Linked DNA regions of Homo sapiens: region 2 is linked to region 1. A link is an interaction called in ENCODE POLR2A ChIA-PET data of the cell type or tissue named here. Cell type or tissue: MCF 10A. All regions are shown on one strand. Each heading gives the region's core, and the rest is flanking DNA. Links, peaks and the distances in the headings are about the cores only.

Evidence for each region. Peaks named below come from ENCODE experiments on the same cell type or tissue, not always from the same donor. Only the 100,000 strongest peaks of a DNase experiment are listed, where the experiment ranks them.
Region 2: POLR2A ChIA-PET joins it to region 1 with 7 read pairs; 4 of 35 experiments call an interaction of 5 or more read pairs at or near these places.

The regions. Positions count from the first base shown.
Region 1 is chr6:152,568,285-152,583,667 of GRCh38, forward strand. All of the region lies in intron 3 of SYNE1 (spectrin repeat containing nuclear envelope protein 1), which reads right to left. Among named protein-coding and RNA genes, the nearest start is that of SYNE1, 61 kb to the right of the region's middle. RefSeq lists an enhancer at 4,421-4,983. In MCF 10A, for the core only: no CTCF peak of the experiment used is centred there; DNase peaks (open chromatin) are centred at 4,277 and 7,727.
Region 2 is chr6:152,636,238-152,651,620 of GRCh38, forward strand. SYNE1 (spectrin repeat containing nuclear envelope protein 1) reads right to left here and starts at 1,125. Exons shown (of 146, transcript NM_182961.4): 1 at 952-1,125; 2 at 401-568. In MCF 10A, for the core only: a CTCF peak has its summit at 6,931 (motif pointing left); a DNase peak (open chromatin) is centred at 6,934.

The DNA.
Region 1 (15,383 bases), core at 4,079-12,078:
TATTCTTTTTTTTTTTTTTTTTTTTTTTTTGAGATAGCATCTCTCGCTCTTTTGCTCAAGCTGGCTGAAGTACAGTGGCGAGATCTCGGCTCACTGCAACCTCTACCTCCTGGGTCCAAGTAATTCTTGTGCCTCAGCCTCCCAAGTAGCTGGGACTACAAATGCGTACCACCACACTCGGCTAATTTTTGTATTTTTAGTAGAGATGGGGTTTCACCATCTTGGCTAGAGTGGTCTTGCACTCCTGACCTCAGTTGATCCACCTGCTTTGTGCTCCCGAAGTGCTGGGATTACAGGCATGAGCCACTGCACCTGGCCTATTTATTTACATTTAGAGACAGGGTCTCTCTATGTACCCAAAATAGAGTGCAGTGGCTATTCATGGGTGCAATCAGCACACTGCAGCCTCCAACTCCTCGTCTCAGGGATCCTCCTGTCTCAGACTCCTGAGTAGCTAGAACTACAGGCTCTTGCCACTGCACCTGGCTTAGAATTTTAAATAAAATCAATGAGAAAAATTTTCAGTCCCATTACATTTGTAAGCAAAGATATGGACCAGCAATTCACAAAATGGTCTTTAAAACATATGAAATAAAGTTTTACATTATTCAATTTAAAAAACAATGAGATAAGCATAATATCCAGGGGTAACTTTTAAACAAAAAGAAAGAGATTTTGAGCTGTAATAAGTTGCCATTTTTGAAAGCCAGTATTTTTAACTCTTATAATGAAGATTAAGTAACATTAATGAATTAGTTCTTTATTGCTCCTAGTCTCAGTATTATCATACATCAGTGGTCCTTAAAGTGCCCAGAGCAGCAGCATCAGCACCACCTGGGAACTTGTTAGAAATGTAAATTCCTGGCTCCAATCCTGACCTACAGAAGCAGATCAGCAATCGGCTTTAACAAGATACCCAGGTGATTCTTATGCACAATCAAATTTTGGGATCACTGTATGGATCATAAGCTGTAGAAAATTTTGTGGTGCAGTGGTTCCCAGCATGCATCCAATTTCCTGGGTTTAGTTTAATCATCACCTTATGGGCAAGTTATCTAGATTCTCCTTTCAGTTTCCTCATCTGTGAAATGGAGGTAATGATGGCACTTGCCTCATAAGGTTGTTGGTAGGATAACAGAAGTTTATGTTTGAAAAGCATATGTATCAGTGCTTATATAGCTTAGCCCATTGTTAAATTTAGATTTTTTTAAGTAAGTTTAATAAAGAAGAGAAAAGACCATATTTTAAAGATTTAAAAGTAAAGATAATCAATAATTACACTGTGAGAAATGACAACTAGATTTGCATATCTGTAGTAGAATAGAAAAAATGGGTCATAAGCAGCTTTAGGGATGATGAGAAGAAATGGAGGAAGAAAAAAGAATATACACAAGCTGCATCCAAAATACTCTCAAATACTCTGCCAGTGGAGAGCCACACGTATAATTAATTCAGAGATCTTCTTGGAGATGGCCCTAGAAGTGTGAATTCTTGCACTCTGCCTAAAACAATTTGGGTATATAAACCACCTCTCTTTGATGGTAAAGATATGTTTGTTTGATTTTTGATGCTAGTAAAATAGCTGTAGAAACAAGTCTTGAGGCCATACTTTCATAAAATAAATACACCTTTATTAAATTACAGGTGATCTGAATACGATCTTAGCCTGTCATTAAGATGTGTTCTTAGTTATTTCAGTCTACTGAATAGACTGACCTGCAATTTAGTTTACAATTTAGTTTCTGAAATAATTTAAAAACAAAAAGCATAAGTCTAGCAATTATTTCGTGTTGTCTAGACCCTGTGTGACAACTCTGCTGAATTCTTCAATTATTTCCATGTTAATAATAACTAAATAGATCATTATGAAATCACAGCAAAATAAAAAACACAATCTTCCATTTTCTGTTGCTCCTATGTTCTTTCTCAGCACCAAGCTATATAAAAGTTAAAACAGTTTATTTCCTCTATATTATGTAGGTATTTGATTGTCCCGAACACATCAAAATATTACGCTTTCAGAAAAATCTTTTGAATCTCTGCCTATAAAACCATTACTATATCATATATAAAACTCATACTCTTCCTTCTCTGTGTATAATATTTAGATTCTCTCCTGTGAACAGGATAGCCAGGGAATTAGCATACCTTTTGGGTCAGGTAGATGGGGTAGTCAGTGAGATCTCCGAAAAACAAAAAGGTTGCTTGTTAAAGGCCAACGTGGTCAACTTGACCCTTTTGGGGAGGTGCAGCCTTGCCAGCACTAGAGGCTGGACTTGCTGAGGCCACGTTGGATCTCCAGTCTCAGCACTGGGTTATTTTAGTCCTTCATCCCAACAAACTTCGGGATGGGTGGTGTGCTGCACCTATTCCCACCAGGAAGCGGGTCTTGCAGATTACTAACAGCTGTTCCCTTAATCAGAGGCAATCAAAACAATGGTATCCCCTTCCTTCTACAAATTAATAAAGGGAGCTATCTAGGAAGGTTCAGTCCTTACTATCATGGTAAGAAGTCTTTCTTTTGTAGTGTACCTCACTAAAGAGAAAGACAAACAAGCAAACAAAAAAACTCCTACTCACAGCAATAAGTAAGGTAAGCATCTATCTAGGAGCTCTCTCCTAAAGGCAGCCAGATGCGGAGGAATTCACGAGACTGCCCTGCCCAGTCTCAGAAAGGGATGCACAAAGGGGGATTCATCCCATTGCTCAGAAAGCAAGAAGGGAAGGGACTTTGCTCAGAAATCAAGCTGCTTATTTAATTTGATGTTTACTCTGGTCTTTTTTGACCTACACAGTAATACAGAGATATTTTTCAATTGACAACTTTCTATCTCAGTTACTTAGTTTCAATAAATTTAACCTGTAAACATTACCTTACAATGTGTTCCATTCTGAGGTTTCTTTTAACCCAATGGAATAGAAATGACCCCTACTTGGTTTGTCTTCTGAGATTGCTTAAGAACAGGAAGCAAAGTACTGATTACTAGGCTTGCTTTTAAAATAACAGCCTTGGCAATGATCTCTAGCTGAGAACTGGCACTTGTGTTGACTCTAGGTCTTCAGAAAAGGAAAATCAAGGGAAGAAAGAAAAATTCAATGTGCAGAAACAAACAAACAAAAAATGCCAGCAATTTCTGAAGGAATGGAGAATACATGTATATGAATCCTGTAGCACCACGAAATTTAGAGCTACACACCTACAATCCTTCAGAGGCATTTCATGACAGCTGCATGATGAAGGGGGAGGATTTATATTTAATTTCTATATGTGTATACTTTTTACCCTAAAAAAAAGGAAGGAAGAAAGCATGCAAATTAACTTCTTGTCACTAATAAAATGGTGTGATTTAACCCAAAATCCGTGACTGTAAAGTACCCACAAAGAGAAAGAAAATGGGTCTCAGGAAACAAAATTGTTTTATTATGGCTGTATCTGTATTGGGTCAATTACTGTGACGAAAGAGGCATTTTCCCTGGCAGAGAAAAGATTAACATTTTAGTGTATTTTCTTAAATAATTTAAAAAGGAAAGAGTAACATGTAACTAAATTTAGTTTTTAATCATTTTCTACTTACTTGCTATATGCAACTAACTTGTTATTTTCAATGCATTTTTTAAATTTTTCAATGCTAGTTTGTGCATCATCACAGTTTTTAAAAATTTCCTTGCCAGGAAATTATCATATTTGTAATTACAATAACAAAACTCTAGTCACTTCCTGAATTAAAGAAGGGGTTGGGGTGGGGGCAGCTTTATCACCGCAATCTTGGACTGACCTTTTGCCTGAAGCATTTGAAAAGGCAAGTAGAAATCAAATATATTTTTGCATAATGCCTACATCTTTAATGACACTTCTGAGGTGTCTGAGTGATATTTCTATTGTCATTGCATAATATAATACTTAGCATTTTACTGTAATGAAGTGTAACAATTGAGGTAATGTTACTACCATCTTACGTAAATTCAAACTTTTACAAACCAAAGTATGTTCTATTTTTGTCCATTTTGCCAATTCAGTTCTTCTCACTATTCTTAAAGGAGGGTCCATTAATTACATGTATCCAAAATGCACAACAATCTAATTAGCTGTTAGAATGACTCACTTCAGTCCTCAATGTCTTGCTTTTTGTAAAAGTGCTCATTTCCTATGACTTATGGGAGAAATTGTTTGGATTGGAAGAGCTTCAAAGCCAATAAACAGAATAAGGGGACTCCCAGAATAATAGATTTCTAGAATAAGAGCACTTTTTATGGATTAGGAAACAGCTCCAGAGTCTATGACCCGCCCAACGTCACAAAACCAGAATGTCAGTAATACTACTCATCGTTGCCAGATACTCAAAAGCTCCTCTGCAGTTGGAAAGATTCGTTCCAGAAAAAGTCTTTCCTGAAGGGCAACTCACTTTCGCTAGGGATGAAGAGTAACTTAAAAAGGAGAGAGAGCGGAGGTAAGGGGAATGAATTGGTGTAATGCCAAAAGCTGTGGAATAAAAGTTATTCCATGGTATTTGTTCATGGGTGTTGTGTGTGAATGATGTGTGTTGATGTTTTCTGGGTCATTTAGTTTATGAGGGAAGGCAGGAAAAGCCAACAGAGCATACAAAAACAAATCAGCCACAAATTCTGAAAGAGGGAGTTGCCTTTGGTCTAATAAACATTTTAGGAATGTAAACACCTTCTGGGAAGGATTCCTTCTGGGAATGTCTATTTGACATTCACACCTCATTGTCAACTGCTCGAATTAGATAACACCTTGTTGAATATCCTCAGGCAATGAAAAATTAAAGGTAAAGAAAGAGAAAGGAATACTTTTCTAAGGGCGAGGCACTTAGAGGTGGAGACTCCCCTCTGGGCATTACCTACTTGAGGTCTCTATAGAGGAGGCTGATTTTTTTTTAAATTTTATTATTATTATACTTTAAGTTTTAGGGTACATGTGCACAACGTGCAGGTTTGTTACATATGTATACATGTGCCATGTTGGTGTGCTGCACCCATTAACTCGTCATTTAGCATTAGGTATATCTCCTAATGCTATCCCCCCCCCTCCCCCCACCCCACAACAGGCCCTGGTGTGTTATGGTCCCCTTCCTGTGTCCATGTGTTCTCATTGTTCAATTCCCACCTATGAGTGAGAACATGCGGTGTTTGGTTTTTTGTCCTTGCGGTAGTTTGCTGAGAATGATGGTTTCCAAGGCTGACATTTTTAACTGAAACTGAAGAGAAGTGATGAAAAAGCAGGTTGGATTCCATTGCTCACAACTCTTCTTTCCTCAGATGACCCCAACTTACCATTCTCTAATTTTGAAAACAGGAAAAAATGTTCAAGAAGATTTAGAACCTATCTTCAAGAAATGTCAAGAATGTAATATTGGGACTCTCATAAATCATAACTTTTCTGCCTACATTTTCTGAAGATTTCCCTATAAAAGTCTGTTACCTTGACACTCTAATTCATATGCTCAAGAATTAGGTTAATTATTTTTTAAAACTTTGAAGAAAATGATCAAACTAACAGTAACAATAGCATCTACCCATCCTAAAAGAGTATGCATCATATACAGCAAACTTCTATGACTAAGAAACAAAACAGGTTCATTGTTAGATACAGCATAATAGCATCAAAGCTCTGCTTCACCTGTTGGAAGCACAGAACATATTTTAACTTTACGGGCTGTGGGAGCTGGGGGAAGCAAAAACATTAGAGATGTTCAACCAAGCTCTGAGTCATCTCTTTATGAGTTACAGATTCTTAAAAACAAATTAAATGAAGTCCCCAGCTGTAACTATGATTTGAGCCTCATAACGGGGTGAGAATGGAGAAAATGGGCCAAATCTACAGTTATGGAATATATAATGGGATATACACATATATATGTATATATATACACACATATATATATACACATAAATATATACATATATATATATATATATGGCAGATATAACAAGATAGGCCTTAGAAGTTAATTTGGTGGCAAAAGGAGTAGGTTTAGAGAGGAAATATATATAATATATATTTGTTGTTTTCGTAGATGAGATCTGGAGAGTTGCCTCAGAAACGTGTCTGCACCTCTGCAAAGGCATCCCCAAGCTCAACCCTGTGTAATTACCTCCTCTTTGCTCTTGTTCTTGCCTTTCCTTTCTGCACCTGACAGTTAATTGCTGTAATTGAACAACAAGGACTGGGATGCCCTTCCTCCTCTTGCTCTCACTTCTTTCATGACTCTCTTCAGTCTTTGTTGGTTGATTAAGCTTAAGCAGTCTGGTAATCAATCCAAATCTTATCTCATTAATTGGACTAAATGAAGCTTTGAGGGAAGGAAAGGAGATGAGCATAATAGGTGCTAAGTAAATACCGTAGTTGTTTCTCAACCATGGAAAACCCCACTTGAAGGATATACACTTTATATGTTTGCATGAAAGTATTAAGGTATTTGAAGTAACTAAGGTAATCAAAGTAATTTTCCCCAATGTATAATCTAACTTCTGTTTTTTTCAGGCACACTAACACTTTCAGATCCTTGGGACAGGCACCATTCAGTCAAATCCTTATAGAGCAGGACTCTTGAAACGTCAGTTCACTCTTAGCTGTTTTTGGTTTGTTTTTTGTTTTGTTTGTTTGTTTTTAATTTTGTTTGCTTTTCATTTCTGTGGCTTTAGGTTCTTTAAGCCACCATGGAAGTACTTATTTTAAGAGAATAACCATTGGAATTATGCTTTCTTAAGAAAAATAAATGTGAATGAATGTACCAAACATGAAATGTAAGAACTCTTCCATCTAAGCTATAATCCCATCCCTGAATGACACATGATGGTGGTGGGTACAGTTGATGAGGTTTTCTCTAACTCCGGTGGTATAGGATGGTGGTCTTCAATCTGGGAATGTAATAAATGCCCTAAAGGACTATTTCAAGGAGCAACACCTGATAAAGTTTTTCCTAATGTCATACTGCATTGAGCAGAACAATTCTGAATGAAGCTTTTATTTAGTGGTCTGGGCTGAATTACATGCCTCTAGATTTGTATCTGTCAAAATGTGTTTCATGGACGAATGACATCAGAATGCAATGCTCACTAGAGATGGAGCTTCCTGGGTTCTGCATTAGATGCCCCAAGACTCTCTGAGACAAGGCTTAGAGGTCTGCATTGGAACACACTCCTCATGTCATTCTTATCCGAACTAGAATTCAAAAACCACAGCTTTAGAATCTTAAAATAGTTGTTCAACAATTTATTTATGCAAACTGCTGAAAACATGAAAAAGAGAAGTTATATTGCATTTCACTACAGTTCAGTAATCCAATAGGCTGTTGTTCCATTTTAAGATTGTGGAGTCAACATAAATAAACATGATCTTTGCAGTCAGAACAGCCTAGATTTGCCACAACTTACTAGCTATGCAACCTTGAACAAGTTTCTCAGCCTATCAGAACATCAGTTTCATCATCACTGTAATGAGGAAACTATTAACAGCTACCTCACAGGGTTGCTTGAAAGCTAAATGAACAATGTATATGCAAAACACATAGCACAGTGCCTGGAATGTAATAGGCATTTAATGCATGCTACATTATTACTTTCTATCTTAGCAACTTGAGGTGACTGTAATCTCTTTTAAAATATTCAGTGTAAACAAACTTTCTCTTATAATTCTTGCAGCATTATTAGTAATGTTCTGGGAAACGGCTATTGCATAATCTGCCAAATAAGAACAAAGTGGACCTCGGCTAATCAGCAAACGTGCCTGTGCATGTCTTTCTGGTAGCAATTCAGTCAGCTATTAAATTGTTCCTGCTGTGTTTTTTCAAAAAAATAAGTACCAACCCATCTTTCTTTGCTAATGTTAACTCTAATCTGCGTTAGCTGCTTGCTTTTGCAGTTATTGGTATGCATTCACATTCTGTATCTATAGGATATAAATAAAATCAATAGAACTTGCTTTGCGTGAGCCAGTGTTCAAGGTCCAACTACAGATTGGGAATAAGGAATTACTAGGCATTTACAGCAGAAATACTAGCACATAGCACAGTCTTGGTTTTTGAGTCCTACTATGCAGTTTACAACACTCCCATGTATTTAGACAGTGTTAGGTTTTTCTTCCAATCACTCAGTTTCCAAGAGTACATTATACTCAAATTTCTTGATGACAAATCCTATGCAATTTGGTGTGTTTTCCTTTCTAAACCTACTCCTTTTGCCACCAGATTAACTTCTAAGGCCTACCTTGTTAGATCTGTCAGAGGTAAGTAACTAAATAATTAACTACTAGGGGATGCAGGCTACCCCAAAAAGACACAGGTATTTTCCAAGTGACACAGGGGCACACAGAACAAAGGCTTTCAAAACCTTGTCATATTTTCAGTCACAGCAGGTATAAGGACAGATAGCCAGATTCTTGACCTTCCTATTCAAATTAGCTACAGGAAGTGGGGAAATTATTTTACACTCCTCTAAATCTGGCTGTCAAGAATTAGTGGAAAAATCCAACTTTGAATTTGTGCTTCCCTGAGTGTAATCACATTTAGTCCGATTAGATTAAAGAAGAGTAGATCACCCTCAAAGCAAACAGGAAATGGAGACACAATTTGACTTCATGATTGAGCACTAACAAAAGATATATGGAAAATAGATTGGGGTCTAAAGCAAATAGCATTTTTAGTAATTTAAAAATAACTTGAGAGACACATACACATATAAAATGCCAGCTTTTATTGTCAGACAATCAAAATTGTTCATATGTTAAGAAGGCATTTTTTTGTCATTTCTTTAAATTAATTTGAGCTTCAGATAGGAAGGCTACAATCACTGCAGCTAATAAAGTGTTTTTGTTCTTGACAAAGAATAAAACTTGCTGTTGCAAGTGGCTCAACGATAGAAAGAATCTTATTAGAAGTATAATTAATGCAGGGCTTTAAAGAAGTCACATTGCTAACCTAGGGTGCATGGTTTTAGGCAGAAATGTGAACACAATTGCCACTTTGCAAGAACTCACCAAGATCCATGAAAACAATTGAGTCTAAGAAATGACATCGTTACTGCATTTTAAATCATAAAAATATTCTTGCCTGGGCGCGGTGGCTCGCACCTGTAATCCCAGCACTTGGGGAGGCCGAGGCGGGTGGATCACAAGGTCAGGAGATTGAGACCATTCTGGCTAACACAGTGAAACCCCGTCTCTACTAAAAACACAAAATAATTAGCCGGGCATGGTGGCGGGCGCCTGTAGTCGCAGCTACTCGGGAGGCTGAGGCAGGAGAATGGCGTGACCCCGGGAGGCGGAGCTTGCAGTGAGCCGAGATGGTGCCACTGCACTCCAGCCTGGGGGACAGAGCGAGACTCCATCTCAACGACAACAAAAGAAAAAAAAATTCTCTAACTATGAAAATGCTTCTAAACTCTGGTGATTTTCCAGACGGGAGTTGGAGTGAAGGTCTACATTCACTTAGACTGTATCACAACTCCCCATTATTACAAGCTTGAGTTTTCTGTTTTGTTTTTTTTTTTAATTTAGATTTGTAAGCAATATGCCAATAAAATAATTTACTTATTTACTATACTATACCTTGCCTACTTGCAAAATGCTTATAGTATCCAACAGGCCTTACTTAGAAAGTAACAACCAGAAGCAAATGTTTCTTGGAATAACAAACTCCACATCTTCTCTACATCCTGCATTTTTCCCTGTATATTCTGTGATTTGATGCGGTGTTTTTGTGAGTGTGGGAGTATATGTGTAAAGTGTCATTATTTCTACTAAATATATAAATCTAGATAGCAAAAATGGTTTTTTTTGCTACAATAGGCAGTGAAACAATTGCAAACTATTTTTCTTTTGTTAAATTCATGAAATCTGAAACTTTATATTTTTTTCACTTTTCAAAAAGTTTTTAAATTATGAAATATTTACAGATTCACAGGAAGTTACATGGAAATACACAGGAAGATCCCATGTACACCTTCACCCGGTCTGCCCCAATGTTAACATCTTTCATTACCACAATATAATATGAAAACTTCATATCCTTGGCCTGGCGTGGTAGCTCATGCCTGTAATCCCAGCACTTCGGGAAGCTGAGGTGGGCAGGTCACTTGAGGTCAGAAATTCAAGACCAGCCTGGCCAACATGGTGAAATCCCGTTTCCACAAAAAATACAAAAATTAGCCAGGTGTGGTGGCATGTGCCTCTAATCCCAGCTACTTGGAGGCTGAGGCAGGAGAATCACTTGAACATGGGAGGCAGAGGTTGCAGTGAGCAGAGATTGTGCCACTGCACTATGGCCTGGGCAGCAGAGTGAGACTCCATCTCAAAAAACAAAATAAAAAAACAAAAATAAAAACAAAACCCTTCATATTCTTTAATTCCAGTATCTAACTTTGATTTCAAGATTCCCTTTGAAATTTTTAAGGCTTATTAACCCTATGAAGTCTATAACCCTGTTTTCCTGTTAACTTTCATAATTAAGAATTTGACCTCTAATTACTATGCATACATCTATTTTATGAATTTATCTAATAACATTTTATATGACTGTCACTTCTCTGTTTATTTCATTAACTTTTTATTTTTTTTAACAGTAAGAGCCATCTTTTGTTTCCAGGTTATTTATTTAAAAATCCATCAAGTCTTTGGAAACAGATGTTAAGTTAATATTCTAATTTATTTCAGAAGAGATTTGACTTCATATGGCTATAACCAAGAAATGCAAATCTATAGTAAAGATAATGATATTTTACTTGCTACTTCTCACAAAATAGGCTCCATTGGTTTAAATTTAGTAACTAAGAGTATTTCTTTTTTTAAGTCATATTGTAGAAGATTGCATTTTCCAAAGATGACAACAATAATATTTCTGGTCTTACATGCTCTTCCAGAACCTAGTTACTACCCCATTTAGAGGTAGAAATTTTTTTCCTTCCCCTTGAATTTGGGTGAGCTATTGGGACTGCTGTGACAAGTAGGATATGTAAGAAGTGAGGCTGTGTGACTTCTGAGACTAAGTCTTAAAGGCAAAAAGTTCTGTCTGGCTCTTTCTCTTGAGTCACCTGCCTTTGGATCTCAGCTACCATGTTGTGAGGATACCCAGGCCACAGGCAGAGGCCATGTGGCAGATGTTCCAGCTAAAGTCTCAGCCACAGGCCTGAATCAACTGCCAGATGTATTAAGAGAGCTTTCAGAAGATTCCAGCCACCAGCATTTTCTTTTCCTTTCTTATTGTGTCACTTTTTTTTCTTTCCAACTTTTATTTTAGGTTCAGGGGGTGCATGTACAGGTTTGTTACATGGGTAAATTGCATGTGTTGGGGGTTTACTATACAGATTATTTTGTCACCCAGGTAATGAGCGTAGTACTCAATAGGTAGTTTTTCAATCCTCACCCTCTTCCTATCCTCTACCCTCAAGTAGACCCTGGTATCTATGTTATTCTCTTCTTTGTGTCCATATGCACTCGATGTTTAGCTCCCACTTACAGGTAACAACATGTGGTACTTGGTTTTCTTTTCCTGTGTTAATTCGCTTAGGGTAATGGCCTCCAGCTCCATCCATGTTGCTGTAAATAACATGATTTCATTCTTGTTATGGCTGTGTATTATTCCATGGTGTGTATGTACCACATTTTCTTTGCCCAGTCCATCATCGATGGGCCGATTCCATGTCTTTGCGATTGTGAAGAGTGCTGCAATGAACATCTGCATGAATGTGTCTTTATGGTAGAACAATTTATATTCATTTGGGTATATACCCAGTAATGGGATTGCTGTGTCAAATGGTAATTCTGCTTTAAGTTGTTGGAGAAATCTCCAAACTGCTTTCCACAGTGGCTGAACTGATTTACATTCCCACCAGCAATGTATAGGTGTTCCCTTTTTCTCCACAACCTTACCAGCATCTGTCATTTCTTGACTTTTTAGTAATAGCTATTATAACTGGTGTGAGATGGCATCTCATCATGGTTTTGATTTGCATTTTTCTGATGATGAGTGATGTCGAACATTTTTTCATATACTTGTCCACATGCGTGTCTTCTTATAGAAACGTCTGTTCATGTCCTTTGCCCATTTTTCAATGGGGTTGTTTAGTTTTTGCTTGTTGATTTGTTTAAGTTCCTTATGAATTCTGGATATTAGATCTTTGTCAGATGCATGGTTTGCAAATATTTTCTCCCATTCTGTAGGTTGTCTGTTTACTCAGTTGACAGTGTCTTTTGCTATGCAGAAGCTTTTTAGTTTAATTAGGCCCTGCTTGTCAATGTTTGTTTTTGTTGCAATTGCGTTTGGAGTCTTCATCATGAAATTTTGCCAGGGCCTATGTCTAGAATAGTATTTCTTAGGTTTTCTTCTACAGTTTTATAGTTTTAGATTTTACCTTTACATCTTTGGTCCACCTTGAGTTGATTTTTGTATATGGTGAAAGGAAGGGGTCTAGTGTCACTCTTCTGCATATTAGCCATCAGTATTTAAGTCTTCTAGCTGAGGACCCAGGCATTGTGGAGCAGAGATAAGCCATTCCTACTGAGCCCTATCCAAAATTCCCGATCCTCAAAATGTGTGAGAATAAAAGTGATTGTTTTTTGCTACTGAGTTTTCTAATTTGTTACAGAGCCACAAATGACCAGAACACATGTACACTTAGATGTAAACATTTGCAGGAAGAGTATTTGGCATTCATTGGGCTACATCTGTTAATACCTGTAATGTTGCTCTTCTCTTGGCTTCTTATACAATGTGTTCCATTCTTCATTGATCAGTTAGTCTCTACTTTGTAAACTTCAGCAAAACCTACCTAGTTAAAATGAACAATACATCTTCCAGAGAGGCCTCAGGAACTACTGATGTGTGCAAAGACCTGCTTCCCTGAGAATGCCCTCAACATAGCACTGACAGCTCTCTGAATTCCCGGTGAAGTGCAGCAGGCTAAACCATGTATGGGCCTGAATCAACTAGGACTTTTATTTGCACAGGTAAGAGGGGATGCCCTAGTGGGCCAGGGACTGGAATGTTGTGAGAGGGCTTCTCCATCAGCCACAACCTTCAGCCTGTACCTCAAATCAAATGACCTCCCAGTTACCCAGAGAGAGACCAGAAGTCTCACCAGTAAGTACACAGGAGTCTCTGAGGGTGCAAAGAATAATGTCATTCCAGAAATATTTACTAAGTAGCCACTGCATCCTAAAAGGATGATGTAGGGACTTCAGAGTAGGAAAATAACCATGTAAACATGCAGTTACCATGTGGTGAGTACTATAGCAGACATAAGCACACCAACTTCCCACTGCTCATGGCCCCTCTCGCTACACCAACGTCTCATCCGTCACCTTTGCTTTCATTCCTTGTCCTGTCCTCAGACCTCCCTTTCCAGTTTTAGTGCAAACACCTCATCACTTTCCCTTGATGTTTCTTAAAGGGAACCTAGTTGTCCACCAGCCCAAGAATGCCTTGGGGGTTTTGTTAATATTGCAGACCCCTGGCTCGCTCCAGACTCACTGAGTCAAAATCACCAGTGGTGGGATCCAGGGTTTGAATTTTTGTAAATGTCCCCTGCTGATTCTTATGCATCTATTCTTGTCTTCCCCACTCTAGTCTCTGCTATCCGATTCACTCTTCTTGTGAACACTAGATTAATTTTTCAGAGCTTGACTCTGATAATATCACTCCCTTGCCACCTTAAAATGGGTTACCAGTGCCTAGCAGGCTTTTTGCTCTATATCCCAGTACTCAAAACTTTTTCCAATCTGGCCTCAACCTACTTCCTAGTCATGTCACCAATAACCCACATAGAGCTAGTTGTATGACATACAGCTTGCTTCTGCCAAATCGTATCCCCCTCCACCCCCTACTTCCCAAACATAGCCAGGACTTCCCACCAGCTGCCTGCCTGAAGGGAAGTTTTTCAAGTTAGCCTGACACTCTGAATACCTTCAGCTCTTCTGTGGCAGCTGGTAAAAATTCTCCTTAGTACCTAGTTCAAAGGTAAGATCTCCCATAATATCATCATATCTGGAAGTTCTCTTTCCCTTCTCTGTAGCACCTTGTCTTAAACATTCTCATAGTATCTCTCACATCTCTCCTTGTAATAACAATATCATTACTTACCTAGTCCCACTCACCCCCTAAAAGTATTCAAATATGTGTATATATACATGTGTGTGCATGAGTGTGTACACACACTGAGTTAAATTTTAAGTCAAATTTATATATATACACACACACATATATTACATATTACATATACATGTTGCCAGCTTAAAATGGGTTACCAGTGCTCAAAACTTTTTACATATATATAAATAAATATATATATAACTTTATTTTATTTTAGATCCATGGGGTACATGTGCATGTTTGTCACAAGAGAATATAAGGTACTGGTGGAGACTGGGCTTCTAGTGTACCCATTACCCAAACAGTGAAAACTATCTGATAAGTTATTTTTCAATCATCAGCCTCCTTCCATCCTTCCCTTTTTTGGAGTTTTCAGTGTCTATTACTTCCATCTTTTTTTAAAATTACTTCATCTTTGTTAAAGAGTATACTGGCCACTTACATATATTGTGGCCTTTTCAAAATTTGCTGAAATCTGTAATTCTACAATATAAATTTATTTCATAATTTCTAAATACTTTGTAGAAGGTTGCAATCATATTTAAAATTTTTCATCAGAGTATTCTATTTAGTAATTGTTTTGCTATGAATACAGACAAAATCATGAAGTGCTATTAAAATCAAGTGGTCACTTTGTTGGAGTGGAGAGATTCTGAAGTGTTATAAATCTTATACATTTTATAATTATTTTATTGACAAAGACCAATAAATAAGCTGCTACTGAGTAATATAAAAGTTACTTTGCACCAAAGGGAATACATTAAATATATATTTTGAGTTACCTTTGCTCAGATCCTAAATCAGTGACCCTCATTAAGGAACCACTGTGTGTTGGGACTTCTAGTGTGCCCCGGCTTCATGCGTCACATCCTAAAATGAAGGTCACTCAGGGTGGAGGGGCCTTTAGGATCATCACAACTTTCCCTTTCTCACACCCTCAACCCATATCTGCCTCCCTGGGAGGACAGGCTTTGCAGTGACATCTCTATCATTACTAGTTGGGCATCATTACCTCACTGTACTGAGCCCCATTCCCTTATTATGAGGATAAAAATAGTGTCACCAGCTTTCTAAGGTTACTGTGAGGATTGTGCAGAAAAATAGGAAATCTATAAATGTTGCCTGTTTTATTACAACAATTCCAATGTGTGGGACCTTTATCAGAAAACTTAGAGAAACAGAAGACGCCTTACTTCCAGAGACTGGTAAAATAGGCTGTGTCTGTTTTTACAGGTTCCAGAATTTCTCCTACCTCAAATCCCCCTATCAGCCTCCAATCCC
Region 2 (15,383 bases), core at 2,856-10,855, 67 kb after region 1:
AGGGAGGCTCCTAGAATCTGTTCAACGCCCTACCTCTCCCATCTGATAGTAGCAACAGTACCGACCATCACAATAAGAGGCTGGCTGCCTTTTGCTTCTGCACCATTGGAGCCCAGGAGATGTGCCACAAGCGGAAATGACAACTCAGAGAGGGGGATATTAATAGGGACATCTACGTACGAGATGCAAAGAGGCTCCCCAACCTCCTAGTCTCCTTATCTATGAGTATCGCACACGTACACACATCACTGCCACCACCCCCTCCCATCAAGCACGCAGAGCCCCAGCGTGCAGGCACAAACTTGCTGACAATTTGTCTGCAATGTGTTCGTCTTGCACCTCTCTCTCCTCTCCCTGTCTCTGTCTCTCCCTGTCTCCCAGTCTCTGTCTTTCCTTTTACCTTCTCTCTCGGCCTCGTTCAGTTTCCCAGCAGCAAGGCGAAGCGAGCGAACGCTTCCTCCCGGCTCTCTGCGCCCAGGCTCGGCGGGACCCCGGGGATGCGCGGCTGTCCGCCCGCCCTGTCGCCGGGATCGGGCGCGGTCTGCAGGACTGCGGGAGCCCAGCCGCCCTGGTGACAGAGGACAACAATCTCAGCCCGCTGCGGCCGGCGGCCGCGGCCCGGCGCCCGCGCTCACCCTGGCTGGCTCGCCCACACTCACTCCCGCGCCGGGCTGCTCAGCCGCGCTCCCCGCCCTCCGCGACCGGTTCCTCCTCCCGGCTGCTCGCTGGGGGGTGAGGCCTCCCCCTTCGCCCTCCCCCACGCATCTACTGCTCCTGTCGGGAAGGAAGGTCGCCCAGGCCGGTTCAGCCTCTGGGCAGGGTCCCTGCACCGCCCTGGCCCGCCACACCCCCTCCCCGGCTCCGTGCCCCGCGCCCCGCGCCCGGCTCCGGGATGCGCCGGTGCCTGGAAGAGCTGGGGGCGGGGACCCGGAGGCTCGCAGGCTTCCCTACCTCCTGGAGATGCACGGCCTTGGGCGTTTCTCCGCAGCTGCAAAGCTGTGCTGTGACCCACCCGCTCAGCGAGCCTTTATACCGGGACCACCTCCCGGGGGTCGAGGTGGGAAGGAAATGTCCCTGAGAGCCGGGACGCGCTGCCTCCGCTGCCTGGAGGAGCTGCGCTGTCCTGCCAGCTAACTTTTGCCCACGGTTTCCACTGCCCGGGTGACCTTTCTGAGCGGAACCTATCCTGAAAGGCTGGGAGGTTCCCTGATGGTCCCAGGAAGGGCGTGATGCAGAGCAAAGAGCAAAACCCGCTGGCTCCTTTTTCATCAACTTCCGAAAGATCCTAAATCGTTTTGGCTGCCAAGTCAGTAGCAAATAACTTAATTTGAGGGAGACTGGTCAGGCTTTATAGATCTTTTTTAATGTTATGTATAAAGTTTAGACTTCTTGAGAAAGCGCTTGACATCTTTAATTCTTGACTGTTTATTATGATGATTCTAAAAACCACTTTTAGGTTCTTCAGGTGCACTGTATGCACCCTGTACATTGCGGAGCCATTTGTATCTTTGGCCACAAGTCCTTCTCGTGGTGTAAGAGATCTTGGTGTTGCCTGGTAGCATTCAGGAGAATTTATTTTGTTGTGGTTTTATGGTATCCAGGCAAAGTCAAACACAGTCTCTCTTCACCAACAGTGAAGTCCAAGTCCAACAGGATGATTGCAGCTAAAATAATCGAAGCCATGTTGCAATAATCTTAAAAGTAATAATCCCCCCCTTGAATCTCCAATCTGAACAAAACAGTCATTTATCCTCTAAATTTGCTGAAAGGAAGGAGCAGTTTATAAAGTAGATGAAGTTTCTCTTTGCTGCCTGCCTTTCCCTTACCTGCTGCCAACATTCCCACTGCCTAGCTTTCCATTTTCTTCAAATTCTCCTTCTTCTGGATCGTGTCAAAATAATAACATCTGAAACAAATCTGGTAAACCAATCTGATGTGTTCCTCTTCTTTGTGCTGACTTTTGTTTTTTTTTAGAGAGAGAAACCAAACAATGGATCTCTATTTGCAGAACTTGCTACCTCCAAAAGTTGGGCCTGGAGGAGGAGTGTTTGGGATCACTCTCAATGTATGCCCTGCCTCTGCCTGAGGGCAACAATCCTGGGGCACCCCCAGAGCCCCTTGTGGAGACAACCACCAGAGCATAATTATTCCAGGTCAGCCCTCTGTGCCCAGTGGCCACAAAATGGGGTCCAGATTTCCAGGCTTGCCACTCAGAAGAAACAGATCAGAATGGCTCAGCTCACCCTCTCAATCCCTACCTTCATAGAATCAATCCACCCTGCCGGCTTTTGAAGATGGGTAGAAAGTTATTGTGCCAACTTTGCCATTCTTTTTGTTTGTTTGTTTGTTTGAGATGGAGTTTCGCTCTTGTTCCCCAGGCTGGGGTGCAATGGTGCAATCTCGGCTCACTGCAACCTCCGCCTCCCAGGTTCAAGCAATTATCCTGCCTCAGCCTCCTGAGTAGCTGAGATTACAGGGATGCGTCACCACACCTGGCTAATTTTGTATTTTTAGTAGAGACAGGGTTCCTTCATGTTGGTCAGGCTGGTCTCAAACTTCCGACCTCAGGTGACCCATCCAGCTCGGCCTCCCAAAGTGCTGGGATTACAGGTGTGAGCCACTGCACCTGGCCACCAACTTGCTATTCTACACGTTAAGCAACTACTTTCTTGGGTTTACTTACTTGAGAAGTGAGCCACTTAAAACACAAGCCTGAAACATTGCTTCCACCAACTAAAACTCCTCTACTAGGCCTAATCTCTGTTCTCACAGGCTGAGACAGACAGAAGCATAGAGCTGTCTTGCTGGCATTGATTCCCTATACAGCTGAAATCCCATTCTCAGCTAAACTTTATCCTCTGTAGAAGGACTAAGCACATTTTAGAGTTTTGCAAAGGGCTTGTCAGTTTCACACACCCCAGGGAAGGGTGTTGTAGCTCCATTTACTCAACAGCTATTGCTTGAACACTTACCACATAACAAATATTGTCCTAAGTGCTGGGGCTACCGTGGTAAGCAAACTCTGACCGGGCTCTTGCCTTCATGGAGCTTACAGTATGATGGGGGAAGAGCCAGACATTCATCAGAGAACCACACAAATACTTATAAAACCCCATTCTCCAAGCAAAGGCAAATGTTGCTATGAGAGCTTTCAAGAACGGGAGTTGGCCAGGCATGGTGGCTCACACCTGTAATCCCAGCATTTTGGGAGGCCAAGGCAGACAGATCACTTGAGGACAGGAGTTCGAGACCAGCCTGGCCAACATGGTGAAACCCCATCTCTACTAAAAATACAAAAATTGGCCAGGCACGGTGGCTCATGCATGTAATCCCAGCACTTTGGAAGGCCGAGGCAGGCAGATCACAAGGTCAAGAGATCAAGACCAGCTTCACCAACATGGTGAAACCCCATCTCTACTAAAAATATAAAAAATTAGTTGGGCATGGTGGCGCATGCCTGTAGGCCCAGCTACTCAGGAGGCTGAGGCAGGAGAAACACTTGAAGCTGGGAGGCGGAGGTTGCAGTGAGCCAAGATTGCACCACTGCACTCCAGCCTGGCGACAGAGTGAGACTCTGTCAAAAAAAAAAAAAAATAGCCAGCGTGGTTGTAGGCGCCTATAATCTGAGCTACTCGGGAGGCTGAGGCAGGATAATTGCTTGAACCTGGAAAGCGAAGGTTGCAGTGAGCTGAGATCGTGCCACTGCACTCCAGCCTGGGTGACAGAGCAAGACTCAGAAAAAAAAAAAAGGAGGGGAATTAATTTATTTCAGGGATTAGAAAGGCTTTGCTAAGGGAGTGACATCTGAACAGTGAGGTGCAGGAACTAGGTGAACGTGAGCAGGTGGGAAATTGGGAGAGCGCTCCAGACAGAAGGAACAGCATATGCAGAGGCTCTATGGAAGAAAAGCACATGGTGCATTGCAGGAACTGAGGAAGACTGATGAGGTTGCAGAAGAAAAAGCAAGGGAGGGGCCAGGAGGTTTAGGGAATGGTGGGCCCAGTACAGCTGGAAACAGAGCCAAGGGCAGACTATGCCAGTCTTAAAAACTGAACCAAAGGGATGGCCCTTTACAAGAAGCCATTAAAGTGTTCTCAGTGCAACATGATTAGATTTATGTTTTAAAATGTTCTCTTTGGCTAAAATGTGAAAAAACAGATTAGAAGTGGAGCCAGAATCAATAAACATGGACCAGTTAGGAAGGTGGTGCTGTAATCCTTTAGAAAAGACTGTGGTATTTATTATTAGAGTGATGGTGGTGGGAAAATGTAGACAGATTTGAGAGATATTTAATAGATAAAACTTACAGGGCATAAGGCCATGTTGTGCTATAGACTGAATAGGTATGTTCCCCCACCCCCAAACTCATATGTTGAAACCTATCCCCAGTGTCATGGTATTAGGAGGTGTGGCCTTTGGGGGTGATTAGGTCATAAGGGTAGAACCCTCATGCATAGAATTAGTGTGCTAATAAAAGGAACTTGGAGAAGTCCTTGCCCCTTCCACCATGTGAGAACACATCAAGAAGACAGCCATCTATCAACCAGGAAGTGGGTTCTCACCAGACACTGAATTTGAAGGTGCCTTGATCCTGGACTTCCAGCCTCCAGAACTGTGAGTAGTAAGTGTCTGTTGTTTGTGAGCCACCTGTACTATAGTATTATGTTACAGCAGCCCGAACAGACTAAGACATGTGTCAACAGGAAGTTAGAAAAGTATAATGGTTAAAGTATTGGGTTTTAAAGCAAGAAAGGCCTGGGTTTGAGTCCCAGCTTTACCATTAAGTGCCTATGTGATTTTTAGCTAGGAATTTAACCTCTTGTGAATTCAGGTTTACAACCCTGCAATTCAGGATTCTAATAGTATCTCATTCATAGAGCTGTTGTGGGGACTACATGAGCTAATGCCTGAATAGCACTCAGCACTTCAGTGCCTGGCATGTGGTCAATAAATGAAAGATATTATTAGCATCATTATTATGCTTCTAGTTATTATTACTATTAGTCTAGATGTTTCTGAAGTTGGCAAACCATCACTCTCCATTTCACATTGCAATAGCCTAATAGAGCTAGGACACCAGTTCCTGAGAGCAACAAAATACAATCCCAGGGCCATCACAGGCTGAGAGACAGCTGCCAGGACAGCAACCTGACTTCCTCCTCCACCAGGCCCAGGGCCTGTCCTCCTCATCCGTCTTTTCATTCTGTCTCACTTTACAAAGAATCTTCTTCTTATATATCACTGTAGTTGGGCCCCCAAGGTCCCCTGTCTGCATTAGCAAGAGGTACCAAAGATAGCAACAGTTGCAGATTGCCTTCAGCCCAGCTTCATCCCAATGCCTGCATCATGGTGTTCTATACATTTGTAAAATATGAGACATTGTGCCCATATGAAATCAGAGAAAAATCATTTCTTTCCTTTTTTTTTTTTTTTTTTTGGAAACGGAGTTTTGCTCTTGTTGCCCAAACTGGAGTGCAATGGCGCAATCTTGGCTCACCGCAACCTCTGCCTCCTGGGTTCAAGTGATTCTCCTGCCTCAGCCTCCTGAGTAGCTGGGATTACAGGCATGCGCCACCACACCTGGCTAACTTTTTGTATCTTTTAGTAGAAACAGGGTTTCACCATGTTAGCCAGGCTGGTCTCGAACTCCTGACCTCAGGTGATCTGCCCGCCTTGGCCTCCCAAAGTGCTGGGATTACAGGAGTGAGCCATTGCGCCCAACCCGAATAATCATTTCTACTTCTGTCATTCCTACTTTAAGTATCTGTGTTGATACCATGACAAAACTTGCCGTAATTAAAATATGTTGTGGATTTATCAAAAGCAGCGGCCCCAGGATCTACCAGAAGTGCATCTTTATTCAAATGAACACGTGTGCAACTCAACAAATGGCTCTCTTCTTCCACCTCCCTCCCTTAGTCTTAAATCTCTTCAAAACCAACTTGTACACACAGTGCAGTGAAACTTCAATCAAAGTAGCTCTCTTACTTTTTAAAGGTTAAGGGGCATTTTATCAGTCAGGGTCTTGATGTAGTCAGTAGAGGTCCGGCTTGGTCTTCTAGAAATCTAGGAGCCACTTGTTACGTAATGGCCTGTAGTGGAATCAATAGTCTGTTGACAAGGGAGAAAGGACAAACGAGGACAGAGGGACTTATTTTCCTGACAAGTAAGTGCCTCAGGAGGATTTGCATTCAAAGTCCTCGGATTCACCCAAATCCTACAAATGCCCCTGTTCCAGTTCTCATAGCCCACTCTTTACAATAAGAACTTTAGCTTTCATGTAAGAGACTTGGCAAGTCTTTGAATTTATTTTATGCTGTAATTTTGCAACATGCAGAAGCGGACCTTAGGTCTGATTTTTGGCTATATCAGCAATGTAGCTACAAGGGTCCTAGAAGTCCTCTAGTCCTTGACCAGGCCTTGATCCAAAAGTGTAAAGTTTCCCAGCTTGCCATTTTCTTTCTATGGTCTCTGGTGCAGTCAGAAGTAGATGACACACCCCATGGTCTTTCTCGTTCTCTTTCCTACTTTCAGACTCTAGAGCAGCGGTCAACTTAGTCTCCACAATTCTTGATTTCAATAGGTCCTTCACTTCCGACAACCACAGGTGTTAATTCAAGGAAGTGTTTGCCACCATGTGCCATGTCTCTTCATAATTCTATTTTGCACTAGAATTAGGCAATTAGGTCATCACTGTAAGCAAATGCAACCAGGTCAAACAACAAGATTCTCATCTTTGAAGCTCTGGAACCAATCTTGGCATGAAATATTGTGTCAGTCCAGATTCATTAAAGAAAAATCAAAGCAACTTAAGGAGTGTTGGAAAGGCTAGAGAAGTGATCATCATCAGGCTGCCTTCAGCTTTCAGGTAAGCACCATTGCAAGTGCAATCCAGAGCTCGGCAAGTTGCTGCTGCCACCCAGAGGTCAAGATACTGCAGCAAACCGCCAACAGCATCACAGCTGCCCTTGCTCAGAGGCTAGGCCTGGTGAGGGAGCTGGGTGTTCAGCCAGCCTCTGTAAAACTACTGCCGTTGCCGCTGGAGGGAGAATTTCTCAGTGTCTACATTGCCTTCCAAATCTCATGTGAGAGCACTGGCAGAATGCAAATTTCACCCAAACCCCTCAGGAAAGGGAGCCTGAGAAATGTAATGCCCAAACTTCTAGCTCCAGAGATACAGGAGAGAGCACAGAAAGAGGAGTGAATGCAGGTTGTTTGCCGAGAAACAGTATCCAGTACAAACACAGACTTGGGTGAACTGGTGAATGCAAATGTTTACTGAAATTAACATTTACAGAAATTCTAGGCTGGCCGCGGTGGCTCATGTCTGTCATCCCAGCACTTTGGGAGGCTGAGGTGGGTGGATTACTTGAGTTTAGGAGTTCGAGACCAGGTGGGCCAACGTGGTGAAACCCTGTCTCTACTGAAACTGCAAAAACAAAAATAGCTGAGTATGGTAGCACACGGCTGTAATCTCAGCTACTCAGGAGGCCAAGGCAGGAGAATCGCTTAAATTTATGAAACAGAGGTTGCAGTGAGTCAAGATTGTGCTCTGTACTACAGCCTGGGCCACAGAGCAAGACTGTCTCAAAAAAAAAAAAAGAAAAAAAAGAAAAATGTACAGAAATTCTACTTTAATAAGTTAAATCTTTTAAATCTCTTATAACTCTAACATTAATATTGTTTTAGAATTTTAAAAGTTAAGATTTTAATACTTTTTAAAAAATGAAACATTTTAGCATTGCTGAATAAATTTTAAAATATTAATTCCCCAGTGAAATGTTCTTGTCCCTTTCTCCCCATGCTTCCTTCGGGAGTTGATCTTCTTAGACCATTGGTCTCTCCTCTACTTAGCCACCCACTCCCGTGATCATAGTCTTGACCTTGTCATGATGAACAGTAACAATTATTTGTGATGATAATCTCAACTGGAAACACTCCACTCTCTGATCACTGACTCTTTTGTTCCCAGTACTCTCCCTGTTGCATTCCAATTCCAATAACCCCTCAACTGAATAGGACCTCACATCCATTGGGAGGGTCACCGATGGCCCTTGGGATGCCTTTGTTTGAATTCTTCAAGATTTTTTTTTTTTTCTGTGAGACAGAGTCTCACTCTGTTACCCAGGCTGGACTGCAGTGGTGCAATCTCAGCTCACTGCAGCCTCGACCTCCTGTGCTCAAGCAATCCTCCCACCTCAGCCTCTGAGTAGCTGGGACTTCAGGCGCTTGCCACCATGCCTGGCTGATTTTGTTTTTATTTTTTGTAGAGACAAGGTTTCATTATGTTGCCCAGGCTGGTCTTGAACTTCTGGGCTCAATCAGTCTTCCCACCTTGGCCTCCCAAAATGTTAGGATTACGGGCACGAACCACCATGCCTAGCAGATATTTCAACTCCATCTTTTGGAAACTATTGTAAAAGATCACTTTTGATAAAACAAGATGGTTGAGTGCCATCTTTCAGAAAATTACAATGCGTACCCAAATCTTAAATTCCATTTATGGATGATGCCCACCTGAAAGATGTTACCTTACGTGTATGTAGTGCATAACCCACATTAACCATATGTGGCTGCTCAGTGACAGTTGATTCTGCAATTTTTTTCATTGTCTATCTCCCCCTTTATGTTCATCCCTTTTAAAATGGTTTAAATTCCACATGTAACCATCCTACTCACCTCTTGAATTTATCCTCAAGCACTGTCCCTCTTGCCTTGTCATACTCACTTGGCTAACACACATCCCTTGTTAAATTCAGCTCTGCCTACTTCGTGCCTGCACCCACACTGCTGAATATGGCTGGGGGAACACTACCTTATGCTAACTGGTCTTTGCCTTTATGGCAAATCACTAAATCAAATGCCCCTGAATGCTCTATTTCTCTAACCAATATACTCTCCCACTTCCCTAAACAAATATCATACTTTTTCCTATCTTCCCAGATTTCCCCAAATGTTCCCCCATATCTAAATTTTCAGCTATTAACTTTGTTTCCTATTTACTATTTTAAGCAATCAAAGAGAATTTCCACAAGCTGCCACTAGCATATGCATGCATGTTGTCAGTGCCTGCATATAATGTTCCAATTTGTCTTCTGTTGCTAGGAATGAACTCTTTAAGCTCCTAGTTAAGGCCACCTCCTCCACTTATATATTCGATCTATCCCTTCCTGTCAACAATGTTTTTCTCTATTCCTAGCATCATGACTTTCTTTTCTCTTTGCTAGTTCATTCCCATCAGCATATAAACATGCTATTCCTCCCATATTAACAACAACAAACTTTCTTGTTCACCACCTAAACTCCAAATACTACCTCATTTCTCTCCTAAATTTTAAGAAAAATTTCTTGAAAGAGTGGTCTACACTCTGTTGGCAATTTCTCTCTTCCCACTTGCTCCCGAACTCACCACAGGCCAGCTTTCACCCCCAGCATGCCACCTTAGCTAGGTTACCAGCGACTTCTTTGCTAAACCTAATATTCCTATCTCTGTCCCTATCTTGATCTATTAGAAGCATTTAGTTATTTCCTCTTTCCTTCTCAAGATAGTTTTCTCACTTGGCTTCTGAACCTGCCTCTTCCCTCACTTTCTCTCTTCTGGCTGCTTCTTGGTCTCCTTTGCTGCATCCCTCTTATCTCCTCAACCTCTAGACTTTGGGGGACCAAGAGCTCCATCTTTGGTGCTTTTCTATTTCCCAGCTGCACTAATTCCTAGGGGATTTTATTCAATTTCATGGTGTTAAATATCATGTGTATGCTACGAACTCCCAAATTTAGGTATCTAACCCAGATATCTCTTCTGAACTCCAGACTTCTATATCCAATTGCCTTCCCAGGCAGTTTAAGAGGCATCCCAAATAAAGCTGGTCCAAAACTAAATCTGTGACCTTTTCTTCCAAACTTGCCCCTTTGTTTGACTTCCTCACATCATTTAATGGTAACTTCCATCCTTTTCAGTTGCTCAAGCCTAAAGTCTTGGCATCATACTTGACAATTCTTTTTTTCTCATTGCTCACCTTCAGTCCATTGGCAAACATGTTGATTCTATTTTTAAAACATATTCAGAGAACATCCTTGTTCTTAGAAAATAGACTCTAAAATATTTAGCAATTGTAGGGCATGATGTCTCTAACATCCTTTCAAGTAGTTCAGAAAACATAATATAATGAAACATAGAGAAGGATGGTTAAAGAAAGTAAATGGAGCAAAATGTCAGCAAACTGATGAATCTGGTTGGAAGGCATACAGGGAGTTTTGTGTAATACTCTTGAAACTTTTCTGTAGGTTACAAAAAGTCTAATGAATCTAAAAATCTATTACTTATCAACTCCACCATTACTACCCTAGACATCATCTCTAGCCTTCAAGCTACCCTTTTTTTCTTTTTTTTCTTTTTTTTTTCCTTTTAGACAGAGTCTCGCTCTGTCGCCCAGGTTGGAGTGCAGTGGTGCGATTTCAGCTCACTGCAACCTCCACTTCCTGGGTTCAAGCCATTCTCTACCTCAGCCTCCCAAGTAGCTGGGATTACAGGCACCTGCCACCATGCCTGGCTAATTTTTTGTATTTTTAGTAGAGACAGGGTTTCACCATCTTTGCCAGGTTGGTCTTGAACTCCTGACCTTGTGATCCACCCTCCTCGGCCTCCCAAACTGCTAGGATTACAGGCGTGAGCTTCCGTGCCTGGCTGCCTTCAGGCTACTCTTAACGTAACAGTCACATAAATCTTATTATATCATAAACCAGATGATGTCACTCCTTTGCTCAAAGCCCTCTAATAGCATTCCATATTACTTACAGTGAAGTCCTCTTATGATCTATAAAGCCCTATATGATTTGCCCCATCTCCTCATTAACTACCTAGCCCCATCTGCAACCCTCCCCTTCACTTACTGACCCGCAGCTTGCATGCATTCCTTGATGTTCCTGAAGGTTACTAGGCAAGCTCCCACTGCAGGACCTTTTTCCATGATATTCTCTCTGCGGGCAAATTCAATTCTGAAAGTTGCTCATATTCACATGTCTGGCCTTCTAACTTTTTTCAGGTCTTTCATCAAAGCATTACCCTCTCAGTGAACTCTTTCCTGAATGTCCTGTATAAAATTTTTAAACACCCTCCACTCTTCTTTGAACATTCTACCTTTATGCCATACTTTATTTTTTTCTGCAGCACTTAGCACTAACATTGTATATATATTTTCTTACTTATCTAATTTATTTTGTGTCTGTCCCTAAAATGTAAGCTCCATGAGGGCAGCTATTTCAGTATATTTGTTAACTCTTATGTTCTTAGCATTTAAAACAAGCACATAAAAGATACTCAATTTATGTTTGTTGAATAAATAAATGAATGAACATACCAATCTCACTATGCCTTATGGAATTCTACATACCATCAATTATAAAGTTACGTTATTGTCAAACCCATTAGAAACTGATTGCTCAAATCTCTGGGACATCCTGATCTTCAATGGGTCATCAATTAGGATATTCCCATGTTTCATGGTATAAAGTAATAGAAAAATATATTTTTTTCCCTTCAGCTCTTAATATTATCCTTTCTTCTTGGTTCATAATTTTTTAACTACTCTAAAGCACTTCTGTCATTGTACTTTTGGCTCTGTTTGGATATACAGTTCTATGTCTGAAATGGTTTCTGATAAGTAGACAGCTCTGAAATCCCCTGATACATCCACTTCTGAGATGTTGTAGAGCTTTTCATATTCCCCTTGAGTTTGTGTAATTATTTAGGAATATTGGCAACTTTTCTTTGCCTTTATCATATATTAATTAATATCATCTACCTTTTGTCTGCCCTTATTTTTATTTTTTTTCTCAAAGGTTCTTAACATTTTCTGGATCATTTAAAAAGCTTTTTTATAGGCCACTATCAGTCTATCTGACTTGTGCATAATGGCTTTGCTAAATACTATTTAGAACTGAGCTTTTGTTTACAAGATAACTGTGCCAGTAATGACATTAGGTTGTAGCTGAGTTTGCAGTGGGAGAGGATCATGTGGATTACATAATTTCTTAACTGGATTCCTACCAAGAGTGTTCCAGAGTGACTGAATGAACTCACTAGCACACACAGTTTTATCCACCACTTGGAAATACTTCAAGGAGCCTCCGAAAAGGAAAGACGATCTTTACTTGTGAGTTTCTCCTTCCTGGTTTATTTCATTACCCATATCTATTTCCAGCTGGAAAATTTGTGAGAAATCACCAGATGAACATGTATCAGTTCAGATGCATTGTGATGCCAGGAAAAGAAAAGCCAGTGGACACAGGCAAAAATAAAAATAAAGGAGATTTATTAGCTTGCAAAAATCCAAAAGGACAAGTTTCAGGATTCATTCCAGTTTACATCAACGATCTGGTTTCTTTCTATTCTTCTTTTCTGCTGTCCACATGTTGAGTTCATTCTAAGGCTGATCCTTATGTTTGTTGGATGTGTACCGGCAATAATTAGACTGGTACATACTTTTGTTTCACCCACTGAGAGAGAAAGTATTTGTGTCTAAAATTCCATGCGAATGTCTTGAATATTGCTCTAATTAGGCTAGCTTAGGTTGTGTGCCTAGTGGCCTCCTCCCAACCACTTTGGTGAAGAAAAATAAAATGTTCTGATTGCCTTTCACCCAGTCAGACCCATCATTGGCATAACATCTTCCTGAAGCAAATGGCCTACATAGCAAAGTGTAGATACCTGTATTTGGCCCCAAAAGGAAAGGGAAGTCAGAAGTCACAAACACTAGATGAGGGTAATTTGAGGTGAAGTCCATTTTATTTTGGTTTGTTTTATTCAAAGGGCCAAATTACAAAGTGTGAAGGGGGAATAGTGGAACCATAAGACATAGCCAGGGAACTTGGAGTGAGCAAGAGCAGAGCTGCTATTGATCCCAGGCCCAGAGGAAATCAGGGAGGGAGAGCTTACTGGAATGCAAAGGAAGAGTCCTGTAGAGAATAATATATTGATAGGAGCAATGACCCTGGGAGAACACAGGTAACCTCAGAGGAGCTTAGGGAGGGAACTAGGGAAATTAGCACTCTGATATTCTTGTTTTCTCCTGTTTCTACTGGGATTCCCCATTGTTTAAAACAAACCAGAAGCCTGAGGATGCAGGAGCAGTGTGATGCTGCCCACGCTGGTCATTCTTTCAGGACAGAGCAGAATGGAAAAGGACAGGAACAAATGGGAAGTATTCTGTGCAGTATCTGAATTAAAATGTGGGTACTGCAAAGAAGATAGGAGAGGACAATAAATGCTGGAGAGACAGCCAATCAATGCTGCCTACAGACCAGAAGTGTTTGACTCACTAATCTTACCTAGAGGCCTTCAGATAATTATGACACCACTTAGTATTCCAAAAAATAATACAAAACAAAAAGCCTTTTAAGTATAATGTCTATCTATCTATCTATCTATCTATCTATCTATCTATCTATCTATCTAAATATTCTCCTACCTCAGTGGTGAGAAGCATAGACAAACTATTTATCTTAATTAACCATATTGATTGTCATCAGCTATATCAGCAGTTACAGAAAGGATATTAACTAATGATGGGTCATATTGCTTAACTTCTAGGACAGCTTCATGGCTGAAAATGTTCTGTATGTGAAAGATGATCATGTGGATGATAGAGAATTTATATTCTCTCTTTCTTGAAGATCAAATAAGAGAAAAATGAGTTTACTAAGCAGGAAATATTTTGATAAAATAGAGGTAGACATTCTTGATAATAGGATACATTAAACCCTAAAAGGTTTTTTTTTTCTCCTGATTATCTTTGAGCACCATTTTGCAATTTCTCTGCCTATGTTCTAAAATCCATCTGGCAACCAACGGGGCCTAAAATGGATATAATTAATTTCGGCTCCCCAAGCACAGAATTGCTATGTGTCCCGGGGGGCTCCCACTGTGACAACTGCTGTGGTTGTAGGGGCAGTGGACTTCATTCCATCTCCATCCAGAGCTAGCCTTGGGCAATTCAGATGGCCAAGCCATTACACTGCAGAGCAGGGTCCTCAGCTGCCTCCTTCATTCACTTCATGTGTCATGATAGGGACAAAAGCATAAAATGATAGGCTAGACCAGCAAATGCAGGTCTCAAAATCCAGGCAGATATGCCGAGTTAGGGTATACAACATTCGTTCAGTCACTCAATATTTATTGAGTACCTACTACATATGGGCCAGGCAATGTTTTTTGGTGCTTTCTAGAGCAGTGCACGGGAGAAAAAAGAAAGAAAGAAAGAAAGAAAACTTTGCATTCATAAAGTTTATCTTCTAGTGGAAAATGTAGACAGCAAACAATGTCTATACAAATATATACCATATTGGATAATAATGGCTGCTAGGGAGAAAAAATATAGCAGAGAAGAGACAAAAGATGTGTCAAGTCAATGGCTGAAATTTTAGTGTAATTTCTGAAAATAGTCCTGAAAAAAGTAAATGAGGATGTCGTAAGGAGGATAGCTGGGGAAAACATTCTGGGGAGAGCAAAGAGCAAGGGTGAAGGCCCTGAGGTTGAAAATTCCTTGCTCTATTTAAGGAATGGGAAGGAAGCTAGAGTAGCCAGAATGGAGTGGGTGAGGGGGAGATGAAGTCATAGAAATGATGGTGGTGGTGAAGCATAAACTGTATAAGCCTGGTAGGTCATTATAGGGAATTTGCCATTATTCCAAGAGAGGTGGGAATCCCCTGGATAGCCCTGAACCCAAGAATGACATGAAGTGACTTGTGTTTGCAGGAGATAACTGACTACTGTGTTGAGAATAGATGGACAGATTCAAGTCAGAAGGAGAGAGACCAATTAAGAGTCCATTGCTGCAACACAGTGAGAGAGGATGGTGGCTTGGAAGAGGGTGGTGGTGATGAAGGTGGTGAGAAGTGATCAAATTCTAATATGTTTGGGAACTTGTAAGATTTATTCACAGTCTGGATGTGAATAAAGATAGAAAAATCATCAGGATGTTAAGATCAGTGGAATGTTTCCGAAGATTTCTCACGAAAAAATTGGAGTTCTAACAGGTCTGAAATTAAAAGGGCATCATTCTCATAGGGTAAGTTCCAAGTGAAATTCTGGGCCAATCAAAATGTGCAGAATAACAAAGATTCTAAGCCCAGGATAAGATCCAGAGTGAATCAAGGTGATGTAAGAATGGCTGAGAAAGTGATTGGCAATTCTATATCAGATGATCGGCACATCTCCAGGCAAGAAGGCATTAGGCATATCTAAGAACATGCATCATGGTAATTTTGACTGTGGCAAATGTGGAGTATTAGGCAGTAGTTTGGTCATTGTGGAAAAAGACAGCCACTCATTGGTTCAGAGAAGGGTCTAGTTACAGAGAATTAAGGCTAGATCTGGGCTGGCAGCA